Linked DNA regions of Homo sapiens: region 2 is linked to region 1. Evidence: chromatin loops called from intact Hi-C (ENCODE). Cell type or tissue: chondrocyte. All regions are shown on one strand.

The links. A loop is a pair of places that touch in the nucleus more often than their neighbours do. Peaks named below come from ENCODE experiments on the same cell type or tissue, not always from the same donor. Only the 100,000 strongest peaks of a DNase experiment are listed, where the experiment ranks them.
Region 2: a loop joins it to region 1, with 3 times the contacts of the local background. A loop is called at or near these places in 2 of 110 quality-filtered maps.

What each region holds. Positions count from the first base shown.
Region 1 is chr12:130,760,528-130,763,027 of GRCh38, forward strand. LOC105370080 (a long non-coding RNA gene) reads left to right here. Exons shown (of 5, transcript XR_002957439.2): 2 at 212-279; 3 at 771-1,010; 4 at 1,662-1,876; 5 at 2,477-2,500. Among named protein-coding and RNA genes, the nearest start is that of RIMBP2, 45 kb to the left of the region's middle. RefSeq lists enhancers at 1,373-2,178, 1,423-1,572. In chondrocyte, a CTCF peak has its summit at 1,326 (motif pointing right); no DNase peak of the experiment used is centred here.
Region 2 is chr12:131,712,419-131,714,918 of GRCh38, forward strand. SFSWAP (splicing factor SWAP) reads left to right here. Exons shown (of 18, transcript NM_004592.4): 2 at 1,653-1,822; 3 at 2,404-2,500. Among named protein-coding and RNA genes, the nearest start is that of SFSWAP, 2.6 kb to the left of the region's middle. In chondrocyte, a CTCF peak has its summit at 1,166; no DNase peak of the experiment used is centred here.

The sequences.
Region 1 (2,500 bases):
TCGCCGTGAAAGTCTCCTGGGTCCAACACACCCTCCCAGTTCACGCTCATTCCCTTTGGAGGGACTGAGTCACCTCCCCAGACACCCCAAAGATATGGGAATAAAGTGGTTATATCAGAAAAGGAGATCTCTCCAGCGACAGGGGTATCTCTCAGTGTGACTTCTTGGAGTCAAGGTTTTCTGGAAGCTGAGAGTGTGTCTGCCCCTCCAGGTCTGCCTCCACCCCAAGAGGACCTCGTGGACGTGGTGCCTCAGGCTCCACCATCCCCAGGAGAAGAGGTGGGTGTTTGTCATTTCCTGCTCCACCCCTGCAGGCCAGATCTGAGGGCGGCTGCACCTCCTGCTCCCTCGGCAGCCCCTCGTGTTCCTGTGTCCTCCCCTGTCCTCGGCCCTACTCTGTGGGCCTCCGGGGACCATTCCCTCTCTGGTCCCCACAGGCTTGGGCGAGGCGACCACTTCCCACTTTGCTGGTCCCAGGATGCATCCCATCCATGAGAGTCCCCTTAACCTTGACCTCTGGAAAGAGCCCCATCACTTTTCTCTCCATTCACCCATGTCAGGAATGTTGAATTCCTTTGCTAGCAACACGGAAAGCCTCGATCGGATCCTGTCGTCGCGCTGCCTAAAGCCCGGTGACAGCTTCCCATGGTGCTTAGAATAGAATGCGAAGCCCAACGGGCCCTGCCCAAGCTTCCACCTCCCTCCCAGCCTCCTCCCCTCACTGCACCACCAACAGCCACCACCTTTTGTCTCCTCTGATGTCCCATCAGTGCCATGCTTGGACTCGTTTTTGCTGTTTTTGGGACAGTGGTGCCATTCCCCTCCCGTGACTGACTCCTGCGTGCAGTCCCTAATCTGCCCATCACCGCCGGGGCACTGTCCACAGCATTCTGTTGATTTCCTCCACACTGTCTAACACAACCTGAAACAACCTCATCTGCCCACCACGTCTCATCTGTGCCTCCCTGCCTGGAACGGAGCTGCAGGAAGGCAGCGATGTTTGTCTGGAGGTGAGCACTGCGGTGGGCATTTGCCCCGCACGTGGTGGGTGACCATTGGGCGGGTGGGCACCCCCCGAGGCCTCAGAGCAGCAGACGCCCCTCCCTGAGCCTGGTTGGGCCTGCACCACAAGCAGCACCCAGGTCCCACAGGTCCCTCTCCACACACAGCTCAGTGCAGGCCGTGAGCAAGTGGTCGCATGCACACTGCTGACCACCTGCCTGGCATGGCGTCTGGTAAACAGCAGGTGGATATTGGTGTAGATGTGCCACCTCGAATTGCTAGATTGGGCAGAACCCCGCTAGAGCCCATCCAGTTGCAGACACAAACCCAGGGCCCAGCAGATGGTGCTGTCTGCTAGGACAAGGCTGGAGAGCAGTCGCTCCATCCAGTCACCGTTTCCCGCATCTGGACGCCTGCATCATCCCCTGGACAGCCATGCAGAACCCGCCCTGTGCAGGCATTGGAGGGCCGGGGACAGGAGGCTAACCCTCCATGGTGGGGTCCAGGCTACCCCGCACAGCATCCTGCAAGGCAAGTTCCGCACCGCGACCACAGGCGGCCACAGCCCCGCCACTGAGCACTCAGGGGCAGCCGCGGTGCAGGAGCAGAAGTTTCTGTCTCACTTTGTTTTTATTTCAGTGTCCACCCCCTGGTTGCAGGTTCCCTGTTCGCTGGTGCGGGTCTATGAGGAGGAAACACACAGAAACCAAAAGATGGAATCAGGCTGTCTCGGGCCACTTCCTTCCGCCACAGCTCTGCCTGGAGTGCCAGCCCCAGCACAGGTGAATACACAGAACCAGCGCCTCCCTCCTGGAGCTTTCCTGGGGAGACCAGTGAGGGTGAACAAGGAAGCGGATAGAGAACTCCCCGCAGCGTAAGTGCAGTGGGGACATTTGTGGCAGGGAGTGCCTGGGGAGGGTGGTCGGGGAAGGCTGCCCCAAGGAGTTATCATCTGAGCAAGACCCAAAATTGTAAGAAGTAGCACGCGGCGCTCCCAGGGAAGAGCATGCCAGGCTGGAGGCCCTGCGGAGGGGACAAGTTCAGCAGCTTGGAGGACCAGAGAGAAATCCAGGTGGGTACTGGCCAAGGTGGAGGTGTGAGAAGGAGGGCTGAGGACGGCTGGGGTCACACAGCACCAAGTTGTACCAGCCCAGGCACAGTTAACCATTCATTTTAAGAGCAAGTGAATCCCACATGCTTGACCCAAGGAATTGCTGGAAAGGTGCTGACGGATCCAAAGGATGTAGAGTTCAATGCCAAAGGGTGTGGCAGTCACCTCTCAGAGGCTCGGAGCAAGTGGCAGGGCAATCAACTCCCCTGCATTTCCATCCACAGTGCACTAAATGCCACTGAATCATCCGTCCACAGTGCACTAAATGCCACTGAATCGTCCACTCTGGAGTAGTTGATAAGATTGTTAACTTATGTTATGTGAGCTTCACCGTGAAATAAATGTGTGTGTCTTCATCCACAGCTCCTGCCTCCTAACTCACACAGC
Region 2 (2,500 bases), 950 kb after region 1:
TTTTGCCTGTTCGGCTACTTCTGGGGCCCGGACTGAAAAGCTAACCATGACCAACCATTAAACTGTGGAATAGTCTCTCCACGTGAAGAAAGCCCATCGTTTGAGACCATTAAAACTGGATTCTTCATAGCCCTGGAGCATGACTGTAGGGATGACCTCTGAGCTGGCCAGAATGGACACATTAATGACCAAATAGGCCTTTTTCCATCCCTGACGTTTCCTTTTGGAATTAGAGCTCGAAAACGAGAACTGGTGAAGGGAGGGCCGCGGAATCAGATCATGTCTGGATCTGATGGCTCCGTGCTGTGCTCAAGCGTGCTGTGCCTTCACACCATGGTTTATATTGAATGTGTCGCCTGAGTTGTCAGGCTTGCTTTTCCAAAGTGTCACTTGTGTTATTTATCATTAAAGTTTGGTAAGCAATGAAGTCTGAGCTCTTTGTACAGTTTTCCTATCATTCTGTACATGATTTGAGTTAGGTCTTCCAAAACTGGTGGGGAGCAAACGCCGCACATGTACATGTATAATATTTTTAATAATAATCTACATTTGTAAGTTAAGGAGGTTTACATCAAAATCCAATTAATTTTGAAATTTAATGAAATGCAGTAACTTGACTACCTTGGAATTTTGGGCCTTTTTCCTGTAAATGTCTTTTTTGGTCTACATTAATATTTTTGGTTCCCATTACAAAAGTCAGCATTAAAAAAATAAGCAGACTTTTGTTTGTTTCTCTACATTTGTTTTTGAAACCCTAAACCTGAGTGTTTTAAGTAAAGTTCACTAACTCATTCATTTATTATCTGACAGTTACACGTTGACAGCATCCTCATTGAATCCTTTATGTTAAAAGCATAGCAGAAAGTGCTCCCATTACTTATTTGGCCAAACTACTGTTTGGTCCATGCAAGAGAAACATGGAAGTGTCTTCATGTATGTTATTTCCTTGAGGGTATAAAGTTCAGAAGGAAATATTGATACCATATCTTCTAATAGTTTTGCTCTGTTCCCAGTGAACCTCCTTAAACTGCATGTATATGTCACTGTTCCAATGTATGTGTGTCTCTCTATCACGTAACCCAGCACTTATTTCCTCAGCCAAGTGGCTAGGGGGCGAGCCTAGCCAAGATTTTACCTCCAATGGACGCAAGTTTCTTTGGTGAAGATCTCTCCTGAGAGTTCGGGACTAGCAGAAAGAAGCGAGGAAATTTCGACCGTTTGGTTCTTACGGATAGGTATTTATGTATTTGGTTTGTGTGAATGTAAGCTATGATATTTAACTTTTCAGAAAAAAATAATAATTTTTTGCAAGTGGCATTGAATGGTTGACCAAACCATAATGGTAAGAACTGCCAGTGAAGTGGGTACCATTTTTGCTATTAATGGATTGTTTGCCTTTAGTTATAAATGTTATCTTACTGTGGAAAGGAATTTAGAGTTTGTTAAGATAACTTGAGTTTAAAAGTAGGTGAGATATGACTATCCAAATTAAATATAAATCTGGGAAGAGTTTTTATACTTGTTTTAATATTTTTGTTTATTTTAATCGGTAAGTATGTGTGTGTATATATATATACATATATAAAACATCACACACGCACACCAGTCTAGACGTTAATTTCCTTTTATTGACCAGCTTGTTCACATTACAGATATGATGGACGTGGTCACCTGCATGACCTTTCTGAGTACGATGCTGAGTATTCCACGTGGAACAGAGATTATCAGCTGTCTGAAGAGGAGGCGCGAATAGAGGCCCTGTGTGATGAAGAGAGGTATTTAGCCTTGCATACGGACTTGCTTGAGGAGGAGGCAAGGCAAGGTACTGCTCAAGACAAACTTACTTCAGCAACAAACTTTTTAAAATTTTTAAGTATTTAAAAATTTACTCCCATTCATTTTTTTATACTCACTCTTTCTGATATTATCTTGACAGTACCCAGTGGATTGGAAAAACAGGAGTCTTTGCGTTCTGAGAGGACCTCAGGATAGTTTATATATAGAGCCACAAAGAATTTTCCCAGCTTTTGAGGGCAGACTGGGATTTGAAAAAAACAAAAACCAAACTCTTTAACTGTTCTTCTTTAACAGTATCGTATAAATAAAATTGATGTTCTTGTCTTTGCCGTAACAGTCTTTAATACAGTTCTTAATCCCAAAATTTTCTCAGCAGGAAGAAATTTTCCACAAAAGACGTGTATTCAGCTGTCTGTGGGTAAACATGTACTGACAAAAGTACATAATGATAGATATAAAGTGTGAATTTTTAAAACTATTTTACCTCAAAAGTAGGTTGAAAAAAGTATGTTGTATGCTTTACTGATAGCTACAACTTTAGAAATATATAAAGTTTTTCTCAGTAATTTTCTATTTTTGTTGATAAAATTCTCATTTTTATTCAAGAGGAAGAATACAAGCGATTGAGTGAAGCACTAGCAGAGGATGGGAGCTACAATGCCGTGGGGTTCACTTACGGTAGCGACTATTACGACCCGTCAGA